Regions from separate parts of the Homo sapiens genome. Here region 1 is linked to region 2. A link is an interaction called in ENCODE POLR2A ChIA-PET data of the cell type or tissue named here. Cell type or tissue: OCI-LY7. All regions are shown on one strand.

Region 1 (8,000 bases), 230 kb before region 2:
AAAAAGAACCAAGATTAGTGATTATAATTTTTCCTTCCCTTTCCCCAAAAGAAAAAAAAAAATGATTTGGAAATGAATGACTTAAAACCCTACAAACATTGAACATTCAGTTATGTCTTCTATCAGCCTTCTATGCATCCTCTCTGTTTTATTTTAAAAGATGTATCTACTCCTAAAATGCATTATCTTGTAATAACTTGTACGTGAGCACTTGCAATCTAGGAAGTTGTTCCTGCACATCACTGTGCATATATTATCTTAGTTTAAATCCCATTTGCAAAGGGAATATTTATGTCTTGATTCAATGCCTCTTTGACTTCGAGTGGCAGGGTATCAAAAAGGTGATCTTCCACAACAAGCCCGCTTTTCTTGAGCATCCGACACTGGCCCAGCTGGGCTGGCAGGCGGTCCAAGCAGTTCCCCTTCAGCTCCAGCTGAGTGAGCTGGGAGAGCTGACCAACTTTCTCTGGGAGTGAGGTGATGCAGTTCTGTCCCAGATTCAAAGTCCTCAACTTTATGCATTTAAACAATTGTTTTGGCAGAATGTCCACTTTGTTCCCAGTGATATGCAAATGCTGCAGGTTCTGAAGCAATCCTATTTCTATTGGAATCATTGAAATGTTGTTGTAGCTCACATCTAAGCATCTGAGTTTCTGTAAACTAAATACTGCCACTGGTAAGGATTCGAGCTTGTTGTTAGAGAAATAAAGTGACTCCAAGTTTTTGACATGGGTAATAGAGGGAGGAATAGTAACAATTTTGTTATGCCATAATTTTAAACAAGTCAGTCGTTTTAAATGCTGGAAACTGATGATTTCCTCAATTGTGCGAATGTTATTGGACTTTAAATCCAGTTCCTGTAAATTAGAGAGGCTGAAAATAGCATGTGGGATTCTCTCTAGCTCACAGTTCTGGAGTTCCAGCTCAGCGACATTCATCATTTTCTTAAGGCTGTTCAGTACCAAGAGTTTAGTGCCGTCATTATGAATGACTAACTTTGTAAGATGTGGAGCCACATCTGTAATGTTGGAGGGAACTTTGGTCAAATTGCTCTTCACGTGGAGAATCTTAAGGTGCCGCAACTCTCGGAGAGATTCAAGTCCTATCATCTTATTGTTTTCAGAGTTCAAATTGCCTATTAAGTACAACTCTCGAAGGTTTTTGAGCAAATACACCCAGGCAGGAATTTCAGCCACATCAGTGAACTTCACGTGAAGGCATCTCAAGTGATCGCGAAGAAAGCTAAAAGCAGTCTGTTCAACTTTTGCAGGGCAGTGGCAGAGGTGGAGCTCTTGGAGGTTAGTCATTTGAGAAATCTTAGCAGGAATTTTAGCTTCTGGAATTAGTTCAAGCTTTAGCACATCCAGGTCTGTGAGGTCAAAGACAGCATCGGGCACCCCCGACAGCATGAACAGATGCAACTCCTGCTTGTCCTGGGCGTTGCGTGAAATGTGCTGCCTGAGTTTTTCAAATGTCCACTCATGGTTCAAACTAATTTCCCTAAGTTTATTTTCACTAACTTCTGACAAGAACACACCAAAACGCTTGGAATATAGCTGGTCATACTGGTCTACCATGTGAAGAAGGAACGCAAAATCGTTTTTGACATCTGGAATGTCACTAAAACTGCTCTCTTCTCTGACTTTTTCGAAAGAATATTCCTTCAAAGGTATCCTGAATAACCAGAAGAGAGTGTAGAGGCAGATAAAGCCATAAACACAAATAATGGATATGTAACTGATGAGAAGCTTTTTCAACATGTAAGCCATATTGTGGGTGCACTCAAATACCTCATAACCAATCAGATGCTCAACTTTGGGCTTGCAGACGTGTTCAAAGCTGATTGCGTTGACAAAGTTCGCTGTATAGCAGAGAATAAAAATGAACTTGGCTGTTTTGATAACTGTTTGGACCACATAGAGTTTATAGATCAAGTCACTATCTTCCACATGGGCACGGAACTTCCTCACTTTCTCAAACAGGGCTTTGGCCTGCTCTCCATCCTTTTTATCCAGGATTGTCATGCTGGGAACTTCAATCACAGGCTTCTCAGCTGAAAATTTAAAGCCAGTTTTATTGATCATTGGTGTACTGGCACTGGGGCTCCCTTCATCACTGCTGGTAGAAACATGCTTTGGTAGAGTCTGGGCACCTGTTATTCTCTGCTTGTTTTCCTCTGAGTCTTCGCATGCTGTCTCAGACAACGCTTTTGTCGTCCAAGGGGATTCAAAGCACTTTCCTAATATTGAAACAAAATGTTCTACTTTTGAGCATGTTTTGGGATATTTGAACCAAAAGTTGCTACTGACCATGAGAATAATAGTATGTATAAGAGCTAGGTATGGAAAGTACTTAGAATACCACGGAAGGGCCAGATGGTAACACATTTGATTAATAAATACATATTGCTGAAAATCCAAGTTTGTTTTTCGACCTGTTGGATCTTTCTTCTCTTTCTTTGCCTCCTGATTTGGAAGTGCGAAATCTGTGCGAGGATATGTGGCTCTGAGAGGTATGTCAGGTGTCACAGCAGATGTCCCAAAGGAAATGTCGTTTGTTGTCCGCCCATCTTGGTCTTGGTTGGTGGCTGCTTCCATCTTTGGGATGTTGGTGGTGACCTCGGCATTTCCTGGTGGTGTATGTGCCTTTGAATTTACAGGAGATGGCAATACTGGCAAACAGACCACCTGATCTTTGGTAAGTTGCATGGTTCCTGCAAAGATGGCTACCATTAACATAACAACAGCTAGGTAATCCATAAACACATCCCACCATGGTTTCAGGATTCGGTAAGTTGGCTGAATGTCATTAAGTGATGCAACTTCCGCAAGGGTAAACATTCCTAGAAAACAAGAAGACAAAAGACATTATTCTAGAGATGCAAATGAAAAGAGTAAATGAGAAAAACCCTATGCCTGCTCCTAACTAAAGTTTTCTCATTCAGGTCCTATCTTTTTATCCAATATAAATGTAGTAGAAAATAAACTAAAAGGGGAATATACAGCTTTTCTCTCCTAGTGCAAGGGAAGAGGGAAAGAATGAGTAAGAATTGCATTCTAGGTAAGAAATTATGACAGACTGCACCAAGTCCATAGTGGTTACTTAGTGGACCTTGAAGGAGGGTATGACAGCAGGATGGCATTTGTTGTGGACTCATTAAAGGTTAAGACTGAAATTTGGAGGTCAAGGAGTGGGATGACTCTTATTTTGTATAAGCCAAAATTGAAAGGTCTGTGTATACCATTAAATACCGTTAAACTTTGGATAGTCTTATGTTCCAGACTTAGTTCTAACACTTACTAATGGTTGATTCCTTAAGCCTTGTGTATTTCCCATCTGTATAATAGGGATGAAAACTTCTAAGGGTTGTTGGAAAGGTTAAATTAAGTAATGATTGTAACGCTCTTAGCACATCCTCTGGCCACAAGTGTTTGTTAGCTGTTTACGTTAGCTCCAATCACTCTGGTGGAAGTGTCCATGAACAGTTGAAACTAAGGGTCTAGCGTTTAGGAGGAGTCTTACTATACACACTTGGGATTTATCAATATATATAGCTGAAACTCTGGCCTTTGATGCAGTCCTATGGAAAGCATGTGGATTGAGAAGACAGCTCAAGACTCAGGTGGCCATGAAATAATCAATGATGGTGATGCTGAATAAGTCAGCACCAGGAAGACATACGATCTCTACCAAAGCAGGTGACCCGAGCAGCCATGAATGAAGCCCCGGTGCCAGGAAACTTGAAAATGTGGTTATTATTCACTATCAGCTGACAGCTTTATAGCACGGAACTAGTTTATACAAATAATAAAGGACAAGGACAATCATCCTGGAAGTAACCAAGAAAAACAGTGTTTCTAGTGGCAAGTAATGGGAATGGGCTTCTCTAATTATGTGCATGAACTGAATGTTTCAACTTCTTGAAAAACCACATGACCATATTTTCATTTCTTGAGAGGTTCTTGGGTTTCCATATTTATATTGCTTTGTCTTTTTTAAAGAAAGAAATCATGTTATTTCTTTAAAAACTAGCAAAAGACCAAGCAATAAAAATCAAGGCAAGTACCCAAGAGTTTTGGGAATGCATGTATTTTTTTAAATTAAGGATGGAAGATGAATTTTTAATATTTTTATTTATTTATTTATTTTTGAGACAGAGCCTCACTCTGTCACCCAGGCTAGAGTGCAGTGGCGCGATCTCAGCTCACTGCAACCTCTGCCTCCTTGGTTCAAGCGATTCTCCTGCCTCAGCCTCCCGAGTAGCTGGGACTACAGGCATCCACCACCACACCCACCTAATTTTTGTATTTTTAGTAGAGACAGGGTTTCACCATATTGGCCAGGCTGGTCTCGAACTCCTGACCTTGTGATCTGCCCACCTTGGCCTCCCAAAGTGCTGGGATTACAGGTGTGAGCCACCACACCCAACCAGGAAGATGAATTATCTATTCATGGGTTGTCTGGAATGCTGTGTTGAGGAGGATTCTGAGGCTGATTCTGGTTTCAGTAGGAAACAGTGCTGTGACTGATTACTTGTGTCTTCCTTGGATGACACAATGAAGAAAGGTGGCATTAGTACTTTGATTCTGCTCTGTTTTAAATTAAGTTTCTGAAGGCAGGGACCAGGTCTTTTTTTTTTTTTTTTTTTTTCCGAAACCCTTCCACATACCTAGTACTGCACAGAGTAGGTTCATAATATTTTTTAATAAAATACAATGAATACTACAGCAATGATCACATCTGTAGTTAGTTTTGTAAGCAAAATTATCTCTTATGTAAGCAGGTAAACACAAGTCTAAGAACTCCAAACATAAAATTGTTAGAAATCACATTCCCAGACTTCAGGGCTTAAGTATGAAATGCCTGGTAACCAGTCTTTGTAAAAAAAAAAAAAAAAAAAAAAAATTACCAAGGAAGTGAAAAAAAGAAAAATAACTTTGTACCTTAGTAGGGGAAGTGGGAGATAACACGCCCACTTGAACTCCTTTTATTCTGAGCTCCTGTATCTTGTGTGGGTTTTGCTTTCATGAATGGCTTGGATAAGCAGGAAGAAAAGCTACTGGAATCACAGCAAGCTAACCTAAATGAGAAACAGCTCAACCTCATGTCATTTTGAGCTCTTCAGTTCCTATCTAGAATGCACAAAACACAGCATCAAGCACAGAATGACTCTTACTTCACATACAGAGACTAGAGAGTACACCTTGCACAGGTTTATTTCTGGCAAGGAACGTAACAGTCATACCTGGGGACCATGGCTTTAAAGGGCCATCTGCATGAGTAATAGGAACAATAGATTTTTTTGCATGTAATAGTTCTTTCAAATAGGATTTTTCTTTACTTTTTAAAAAGAGTCATGAACTGCATAATGGTGTTTTGGTCAACAATGGACTGCATATATGATGGTGGTCCCATAAGATACGAGATGGTGGCTCATGCCTATAATCCCAGCACTTTGGGAGGCCGAGGTGGGTGGATCATTTGAGGCGGAGTTTGAGACCAGCCTGGCGAATATGGTGAAACCCCATCTCTACTAAAAATACAAAAATTAGCCAGGCATAGTGGTTCACGCTTTAATCCCAGCTACTTGGGAGGCTGAGGCAGAAAAATTGCTTGAACCCAGGAGGAGGAGGTTGCAGTGAGCCAAGATCACACCACTGCACTCCAGCCTGGGTGACAGAGTGAGACTCCATTTTATAATGAAGTACATAGAAACCTGATACAGAGCACTAATCACTGGCATTACAGATCAAGTAGGGCAGCGGTCCTCAACCTTTTTGGCACCACAGACAAGTTTTGTAGAAGACAATTTTTCCAGAAATGGGGGTTGGGGGGAGAGATGGTTTTGGGATGAAACTGTTTCATCTTGGTTGGATCATCAGGCATTAGATTCTCACAAGGTGTGCACAACCTAGATCCCTCACATGAGCAGTTCATGATAGGATTCATGCTACTATGAGAATCTAATGCTGCTGCTGATCTGACACAAAACGGAGCTCAGGCAGTAATGCTCACTCTCCCGCCGCTCACCTACTGCCGTGAAGCCCAGTTCCTAACAGCTCTCGACAGGTACCAGTCTGCAGCCTGGGGCCCGGGGACTCCTGAAGTAGGGGAAAGGACTGATATTCAGTAATGATGTTGGGAATTTGGTTTTCCATATGAATACATACATACATGCATATACACACACACACCATCTAGCTTTGTGTAAGTACACTCTGATATTTACACAACAATGAAATTGCCTAACAATACATTTCTCAGAAGGTATCCCCATGAAGAGACATGTGACTGTAATTGTATCTGGTTCTAGGGAGGCCAGGATGTCTGGCTTGGCAGATTGAGAGATAAGTGAATTTTGAAAGTCAGTGTACTGAGGACATTGGTTATTTGTCTTTTACACCATGATTATTACAACTGGTCTTTCTGCTGCCAGTCTTTACCTCCTTTAATCCCTTTTCCATCTTGCCATGGGTCCCTTGGTAAAAACTCTTCAGGCTCTCTCTGTTCCAGGCCAGTAACTTCTGCCAGTTTCTCTAACAAGCCATTCTCTCCCTTGTGTTCAGCCTCTCCAACACTTTGTTTCCTCTGCCTTGATTACTTCCTCCCTACTCCTCTTCACTAGGCTATCAGGTTTCTGCAGCCTTTTCCAGAAAGCCTTCCCTGATCTCCTAGTATGGGTGAGGTGTTTCTTCCATGTGTTCCCACAATACTCTGTACCTCCGCCCATCACAGCCCTTATCACACTGTATTTACTTGTCTGATCTCCCATTGGATTACCAATTCAATGAAGATATGCACTATGCCCACTTCCTTCTTTGTCCTATGTATCCAATGCCTGACACATAGTAGGTACTTAATCAATGAAATGATTTTGAGATCTTGATCATCATCTTCAGCATCCTAAAAATTCCTTGAGAACATTTATTAACATCTACAGATGGTATTGGGCAGAGGAGCATTTTATTAACCTGAATTGCTACCACAAAGCAACCTGGATCTATGCAAGAATGAACACTCTAAGCCAGGTCCCAGCATAAAAATAAACAGTTAAAGGACCACACAGCAGAGACATTGTTGGATTCTTGCAACCAGTGTTATTTTGCAGCTGTTGAAGTGTCAATGGTAGTTTTCAAGCACCTTGTACTCAGGACAGGCTTTGATCCCAGGAAATAGAAGAGGCTGTCCACCTTCCCAGTGGGAAAAGAAAAGTTCAAAGGTAGTGGCAGTGGGCATAGCAACAGAGTACAGAGTACTGTAACTTCACACACAGTCACCAGCTCCGGCCCCAGACTCCCCGCAAGAATGGTAACACTGAATAACAGACAGCACATGACCACTCCAACCTCAGATGAGCTCCTCTCTTCCAGCACATTGTCTACTCTGCCACCCCCCACCAGAAGTTTTGTGCCCTTGCTGTTTTCTCCAGCCCATTTTTCTTTTTTCTTTCTATTGAACTTTTCCTTATTAAGTCCCAGCTCAAGCACTACCTTTTCCTTCAAATTGCTATCATGTTGTCTAATAATAATGTGTTTGTAGGCCGGGCATGGTGGCTCACGTCTATAATCCCAGCACTTTGGGAGGCCGAGGTGGGCAGATCACCTGAGGTCAGGAGTTTGAGACCAGCCTGGCCAACATGGTGAAACCCCGTCTCCACCAAAAATACAAAAATTAGCGGGGCTTGGTGCCAGGCGCCTGTAATCCCAGCTACTCAGGAGGCTGAGGCAGGAAGAATTGCTCGAAACCGGGTGGCGGAGGTTGCAGTGCGGCGAGATCATGCCATGGCACTCCAGCCTGGGAAACAGAGCAAGACTCCCGTCTCAAAAACAAAAACAAAATCTGTTTCTAATCTTGGTCTCTTCCACTAGATCTTGAGCTCCTTGTAGGCAGAGAATATGTCTTATTCACCTTTGTAATCCACCATGCCCTACTCTCACCCTTGAAGAACACAGATGGCATTTAGTGGTGATGATAATGGTGACAGTAATAGTGGCTATCAC
Region 2 (8,000 bases):
TTTCTTTAATTTTGGGAAATTAAAGCAAATATTTCTTCAAATATTGCTCCATCCTTTCTTCCATTTTCTTCTACAACTCCTCTGAGATGTATGTCAGTGTCTCTCAGTCTGTCTTTCATGAGCGTGTGTTTTGATTCCTGTCTTTCTCTGTGCTGGGCTCTGGGTAAACTGAGAACTCTTGTTTAATTCATTACTTCTTTATGCTACTGAGTACAGTCCAGTTATTCTATCTGTTGATATTTTATAATTCATTGACTTTATTTCCAAGATTTCTAAATTTGTTATATCAGCTCTTAAGTCATATCTACCTACTTTATTGATTGATTGATTGAGACAGGGTCTTGCTGTGTTGCCCAGGCTGGAGTGCAGTAGCATGATCATGGCTCACAGTAGCTTCAAAAATCCTGGGATCAAGTGATCCTCCCACCTCAGCCTGCCATGTAGCTGGGACTACAGGTGTGTGCCACCATGCCTGGCTAATGAAAAAAAAATTTATTTTTTATTTTTTAATTTTTATTTTTTTAGAGATAGGGTCTTGCCATGTTGCCCAGGCTGGTTTTGAACTCCTGGGCTCAAGTGATCCGCCTGCCTCGGCCTCCCAAAGTGCAGGGATTACAGGTGTTCACCACGGTACCCGGCCCCTACTTTTTAAATGTTATGTCTTGATCTTTTTAACCACTCTCTGTATATTTATTTTAAATTCATTGTCATCTGGTTAAAACTTAATTTCATCTTGCATGAATCTGTGTTCCAACTGTTAATTTTGTTAATAGTCTTTCTTAACATAGTTTTTTTCATGTGTTCTGGGTGGTAGACGCATCCTGAGTAGGTGTATGTTTTCCACTGCTTCTCTTGAGTGTACTTTTGTGGTTTTCTGCACCCAGCCCCCAGCCCCCCAGAGTCCACCAATAGGTCTTATCATGGTATTTGGATGTTCCACTGTGATGTCAGGCCTCACAGAGTCAGTCTGCAAGACAGTGGACAGGCTGACTCAGTTTCTGGTCGGCAGGCACCTCAGATGCACACTTTCCTCTGAAGTACTGGCTCCAGCATCCAGTTAATCGCTATATTTTTTCAGCTTCTTTTTGGGAGTGAGGACTTTTGGCTTGAAACAGTGACCAGGCTCCAGTCTCTTATCTTGCTTGGTGCATTTATGGTTCCCTTTACTAGCAGGAGCTGAGCTCCTGGCTGCTACTGCTTAGTTTTGGATAAGAGCCCAGCAATTGATTCAGACCCATTCAGCGTTCCATTTGTGCTCCACAGAAACGCTCATCTTGCTTTGGGGTCTGTGTATGCATTTTTGTTATCTTTTTATATCTATCATGACTATACACATTGAACACAGGACTGTTTTGAATTGTAACACCTGTTTTACCATCTTTCGCAGATGTGTGTATCATAATACAAAAATTAGTCGAGACAAATTATTATGAAAAATTGTGTTGCTTGGGTAGTGCCACACAAGGTAAACTTATATGTCAAATTCCCTCCCCACCAGAAAGGCCGAATTTCTTTACACATGTTCCACCAACAGCATATGAAAATACTTACTTTCCTATATCCTCGACAATAAAGTCCATTGTTCTTTTTCTTTCTTTCTTTTTTTTTTTTTGAGATGGAGTCTCACTCTGCCACCCAGGCTGGAGTGGAGTGCAGTGGTGCGATCTTGGCTCACTGCAAGTTCCGCCTCCCAGGTTCACGCCATTCTCCTGCCTCAGTCTCCCAAGTAGCTGGGACTACAGGTGCCCACCACCACGCCCGGCTAATTTTTTGTAGTTTTAGTAGAGACAGGGTTTCACCGTGTTAGCCAGGATGGTCTCAATCTCCTGACCTCGTGATCCGCCTGCCTCGGCCTCCCAAAGTGCTGGGATTACAGGCATGAGCCACCGCGCCTGGCCCCATTGTTCTTTTTCTATGAACTATAATCCCCAAATTATTTCTCCAGCTTGAACCTGTTTTCTATTTTTATTTTTTATAGAGATGGGTTCTCACTGTATTGCCTAGGCTAGTCTTGAACTCCTGGGCTCAAGTGATCCTCCTGCCTTGGACCCCCAAAATGCTGGGATTACAGGCATGAGCTACCAGCTTGGACTTTAAAACACAGCTATGATTATATTGTTATAGGAAGAGGAAGTAAGAAAATTTGCAGTGTATGATAAAATAGGTGGTACCATTCCAATATGTTAACTTGTGATCCAGATGTAGTCTTTAGATTGTGTCTTATTCTTTAAAAAGACAGTACTTTAACTTGGTTATGACAGATTTGATCCAAACAGGTAGAGTGGAGCCACAAAAAGGCAAGTGGCCAATATAAGGCAGTTAAGTTTATGCTTCATCCTCCCTCCACCTCATTGATTCAAATATAGGTAGTACCAAAGATTTCTACCCTGAAGTTGATCATCTAGACTTGCCCCCAGTCTGACGGAACAAACCAAGTTTTCCCTGTTGACCTAAGAAGGATATAGCAAAATCACATCCCAAAGATCTATTCTCCAGGGATTGTTCAGAGATAAGAGCAGGCTATCCTTTACCAACAGAAACATATTGAATACCTACTATCTACTATTAGGTTGGCATAAAAGTAATTGTGGTTTTTGCCGTTGAAAGTAATGGCAAAAAACACAATTAGTTTTGTGCCAACGTAATACATGCTAAGCGTCATAGGAAAACCAAAGAGGCATAGCCAGTATTTGCTGTTCTAAAAGCACTTGCAATCTTGCTAGAGGGACATAAACAGCCACATGAAAAATCAAACGAGAGCACAAATATGGCAATATCTACAGTAAGAGCTCAGGCTTGGAGTAAGCAGGGTAGGCTTGGCGGAGTAGAAGGAACTTCACTTGGGACTTGAAGCTACTAGGTTAGAGCCTGTGGTTCCAGAGGCAGGAGCAAAAGGATGCATTTGGGGAGAGAGAGGGAGAAAGACTGAAAAGATGGAGTGTCACTCTTCTTTTCTGAGGTAGACCCATTTCTCCTGGGCAAAGGGATAGAAATAGAAGGGAAAGGAATTAATTTTCATGTCACTAAGTTATCAGTTAATGTACAAACTTGACTAAGCACTTTCCCCAAGATACAAGATGCTAGAGGACAAAGAAAGCACTCGTTGTCCAAACGCATGAGATTGATTCCCCTCATCAGTGATAGAATTAACTCTGAAAATGTAGACTGTGTTTCAAGGCTGAACTATTGAAAATATTTTAAGTACAAAAAATGTTGGTGAGAATGAGAATGAAAAGGAACTGAAAAGGCAGAGTAGATGGCTCTGAAGGAGTGAATATTTAAATGCTTTCATTCTTAGCAAATGTCTTATTCACAACTCTTGCTGTGCATTATGTTGACTATAAGCATATTTGGGGGCAATCGCCACAGGAGCACAGAAATAGACATCTATGAGAACCACACATGCTGCATCACTATCATCAGGACGAACACCGTCCTTGTCTCCAACAGAAATGGAAAAGCAAAACTGCAAGTATGTGGCATCATTTCCTGTTTGCTGTGCACATGCTCTCTTCTTTTCTTCTACTTTTTAAAAAGACTTTTTAAATTTTCTTAGAGCAGCTTTAGGTTCACAGCAAAATTGAAAGGAAGGTACAGAGATTTCCCAAATGCTCCCTACCTCCATCCATGTATAGCCCTCCCCATTATCACCAAGCTCAACCACAGTGGTACATTTGTTACAATCGATGAACCTACATTGACACATCACTGTCATCCAAAGTCTACAGTTACCTTGGGGTTCACTCTTGGTGTTGGATAAAGATTTGGACAAATGTATAACAACATGTATCCACTGTAATATCCTACAGAGTCATTTCACTGCCCTAAAAGTCTTCTGAGCTATACCTACTTATCCCTCCCCTCCTTTGTCCTTTCTAAGCAACAACTGATATTTTACTGTCTGTAGTTTTGCCTTTTCCAGAATATAATACAGTTGGAATCATACAGCATGTATCCTTTTAAGATTAGCTTCTTTCACTTAGCAATGTACATTTAATGTTCCTCCATGTCTTTTCATAGCTTGACCGTTTATTTTTTATTTTTTATTTTTAGCACTATATAGCATTCCATTGTTTGGATCATCTCTCTCTCTCTCTTTTTTAATTTCTTTTTTTTTCCACCTTCGGGACTTGTCTGAATCTCCCTTATTTTTAATGATGATGATGCTTAACATTTATATCATGGCCAGGAAATAACACACTGTACAGGGAGGAAGTTTACACCCATATAGTAAAGTGAGAGAAAAACCAGTCTAAGGCAAACTGCCAAAGTCTAAGGTATTTACAAGAGCAGAGTAAAAGGTCTGTTTTTATTAGTTGCCTATTTCTCCAACAGCAATAAGAAAGGGAAAAAAAAATCATACCTTGGCACATTTGAGGCATGGAGTGCTTGGGGAAAAAAATCCAAGGGATTGAAGAGATAAGTGCATTAAAACTTAGATTTCTGAACTTATGGATTTTCTCAGTGGTAAAGTATAATGGTACTTTTATACAGGTTTTATTAATACATAATTAAAGGCTAGTATCAAGTGAAACTCCTTGAGTTATGCACCGTGAGAAATGCCTGAGGAACATTAAATGTCACTGATAGAAAGATTAAGCACTAAAAAAGCTACAGCATATCTTAAATCATTATACAGAACAAATAACAGTATAAGGACCAGTAAGCTCTTTAAAGATAGACACCATGCTTAGTTTTCATTGCCTGGCACAAAGTAGGTACGCAATAAATATGAAGTGAATAAATAAAACAAACACTGTCCCCCATATCCCTAAGGAGGAACAAACCACAGCTAAGGCAAGCATATGCATTCATATATTCAGATGCCAGAGAACATCTGGAAATATTTGACCTCTAGCTACCTTCTTCTGACATGAAACAATTCGTTTTGCACACTCTCCTAACTGCCAAGTGATATCAGTCTAGTGATTCCTAAAGCCAGAGTTAAGTGCTAACTCATTTAAGAGACACAAAGAGAGTACCAGATTTGGGACACATGGTCTGTTTATTCCTAGGTAAAAAAGAAACCATCATATCCACATTAGAATCATGTCTACATTTTGAAATTTTGCTTAGTAAATACGATTCTCCTATCACTGTAAATATTGACATACTAACTTTTCTGAGGGTGGGAATGACAATACATACTATTAATGTTCATTTTTTTAACCCTTCATTAAACTGAAGGTTTCCAGCCATCAAGGATGCTTTTATTACCTCTATCTTGGTTGTATCCACATTGTTTTTTTTCCCCTCTTCTTTTGAAGAAAGCTTCTCTAGGCCAAACAAGGAATTACAAAAAAAATTTTTCAGAAATGAAGGGGGTGGGTGAGATTTGAAGCAGCTTCTTCTCATTCTGCTTCATGGCATTTTTCCATAAGCCATAAAGACCAGTGAATTATTTGATCCATGGCAATTTAAGATCTATGTGGAAAGCATCCATTTCAAAGTAACAACCATGTGAGAAAATTCAATGGATACATAACACAGAACATGTTTTGATTTATAACAGACTATTTGTTTCGGTTGTTTGAAGAATTTGAAATATTTATCTGTAATTATGCTCTTAAAATAATACAGGAAAAACTCTTTTTGAAGCAATGCCCAGGGACTGAAACCTCAGTTCTGTACTCAGCTGACTTAGCTCTAGAAACCCTGCAGTTTACTGATAAATCTGTGAGCAGGAGTAGAATAAAAGAAATTGGGAGAGTTCAAAGAGAAACATAAATCATCCAGATTATCTTCGATGTATGAACAGGACAAAGATACAGAATTCTAAATATGGGAAGCATGCAAATAAAACTGTTCTAAAAGGATATTTTTAAATGATTATTTTAGAAATTTACTATAATAATTGGAAAATAATTTGCTATTTATTTTTAGCAAATAAAAATATCTCCCCAAGTGAGATGATATCAACTGCCAGGTTGTGGTCCAATCTACATGAAGGAATAGATAGTGTCATCCTTAAAAGATAATATCCATAATTTGTTATGGCATCATAGAAGGCTTGCAGTTAAAGCAAGAGTCATGGCACTTGTTAGTCATTTATGTGTGCTGGATGGCAAGTGATTTTTTTTTCAATCATTATTATAATTTTTAGAAGTTAAGATTATTTGGATTCCATAAATATTAATTTGGATAAGACAGGTTCCACACATTTCAGACAAACAGGTCTTTTACCTATAGAGGGAGAATTTCATCTACGCACTTTTCCATTTTTCTGAATCATCCAGATAATGGCTGATCTCTGGGGAGAAAAGACTCTTCTTTGCTCCTCCTTACTTCTTTCTAGGTGAAAGAGGGCTTGATAGAGATGGTGACCTTTAAGGAAAAGGACTGAACTCTGGTGTCACAAGGGGTTGTTTCTCCTTGGGACCAGTCTGTTTTGACTCTCTCTTTAGAGCTTCTAAAGGGAGTCATCATTTGGAAGTCTCCCTTTTTCCTTAAAACTGATGTGACACAACAGGTTTGAAGCTGCCTCTCTCTGGGAAGTTGATGGTAGCCTAGGAGGGCCTGAAGAGGATTGTTCAGATGACCTTTAGGAAGAATCAATAATAAATCAATATCTCTCTCCCCTCTCTCTTCCTCCCTCTTCTCTCTTCCCCTTCCCCTTCCCCTCTCCCCTCTGTCTGTTCTTTACTCAGATTACCTTTCTTTGACCTGAGCACAGCAGAGATTAAGGTGTAGAAAAAGAAGCTAAGGAGTTTTTTTCAGAACTCCCTACCACACCCCCACTTTTTTTGCAGGTACGTAGATTTTTCAGAGCTTAGGCAAAGAAAGTGCTTGAGACTTATCTGAAGTGTGGCCTAGCTCACCAGGAAACTGATAATGTGGTTTAGGGCCAGAACCTTAGCTTTAATTAAATGTTCTTCTGCCTGATCTTGTCCACTATGTCTGTATAGCTCCTGCAAAGTCTTCTGGGAGACAGATGTAGGTAGCTATCAGAATTAGGGCATTTGGTCCTGGATTCAAGACCTCTCTCAATCTCTGTTTGTCAAGACTCAACTAATCACACTTATGACTATATGAAGATGCCCCAAATGAAGAGAAGGCAGTTTTTTGTTTTGTTTTTCAATTGGGGAGGATCAGAGTAATTGCCCAGAGAAGACATTTTGAGGTCTACAGTTTCTAAAGAGACTAAAAACAATACATTTCTATTTTATCACCATTTTTTTCACAATAAAACTGTAAAATGGAAGTGATGCCTATCCTGCTCATTTTATAAAACTGGGCCTCAGAAAAGCCATGTGTTTCACCTAAACTCATACTAAGAGCATATGAGAGAGCCCATGCTTTCTGTTTGAAGTTTTGGGGAAAGATTTTGTTTTTTCTCTTTAAATTAACTTGATCTAGCTGAAATTATTATTTTTTTTAAATCCAGGTTTTCTATTTCCAGTGAGCATATAAGGTTTCTTACAAGGTAAAATGATGAGATAGTTGATGGCCTATTTATTAGACAAAAGATTTTTGCAGAATTCTAAAAATATAAAATTAAGTGACTACTAACTGATATAATCATGCATACAAGTGTTCTACAAGTGAATATCACTACAACACTGTCTCAGCTTGCATTAAGCATTTTCTGAGTCCAATATCTATCACCTATAACATTTAACATCAACATCCTAAACAGTAAGTTAACATATTGAACTTAAGGTCACATAGCCCCAGCTTTGGATATCAGTGCAAAGAATCTCACCAGCTTTTAAGAACTAAAATAACTTGAGTAGGGAGATGCCAATTCTATTTTAAGATAGCTGACCCTATTACTGCCAGTAGTTCAAACACTTCTTAGGAAACTTAACATTTTGAACTTGTCATTACATGATGAAAAATGTCACTATGTATGTTCAAAAGCCTTTATATAGGGCCGGGCGCGGTGGTTCATGCCTGTAATCCCAGCACTTTGGGAGCCCGAGGGGGGCAGATCACCTGAGGTCAGGAGTTTGAGACCAGCCTGGCCAACATGGTGAAACCCCATCTCTACTAAAAATACA

The links. Peaks named below come from ENCODE experiments on the same cell type or tissue, not always from the same donor. Only the 100,000 strongest peaks of a DNase experiment are listed, where the experiment ranks them.
Region 1: POLR2A ChIA-PET joins it to region 2 with 11 read pairs; 2 of 35 experiments call an interaction of 5 or more read pairs at or near these places.

The regions. Positions count from the first base shown.
Region 1 is chr1:89,927,909-89,935,908 of GRCh38, reverse strand. LRRC8D (leucine rich repeat containing 8 VRAC subunit D) reads right to left here. Exons shown (of 3, transcript NM_001134479.2): 3 at 1-2,842. The coding sequence starts at 2,840. The coding sequence ends at 264. Among named protein-coding and RNA genes, the nearest start is that of ZNF326, 63 kb to the left of the region's middle. RefSeq lists an enhancer at 2,503-3,105. In OCI-LY7, no CTCF peak of the experiment used is centred here; no DNase peak of the experiment used is centred here.
Region 2 is chr1:89,695,093-89,703,092 of GRCh38, reverse strand. The region is part of intron 2 of LRRC8C (leucine rich repeat containing 8 VRAC subunit C); the gene reads right to left. Among named protein-coding and RNA genes, the nearest start is that of LRRC8C, 66 kb to the right of the region's middle. In OCI-LY7, no CTCF peak of the experiment used is centred here; no DNase peak of the experiment used is centred here; H3K27ac peaks cover 1,073 bases.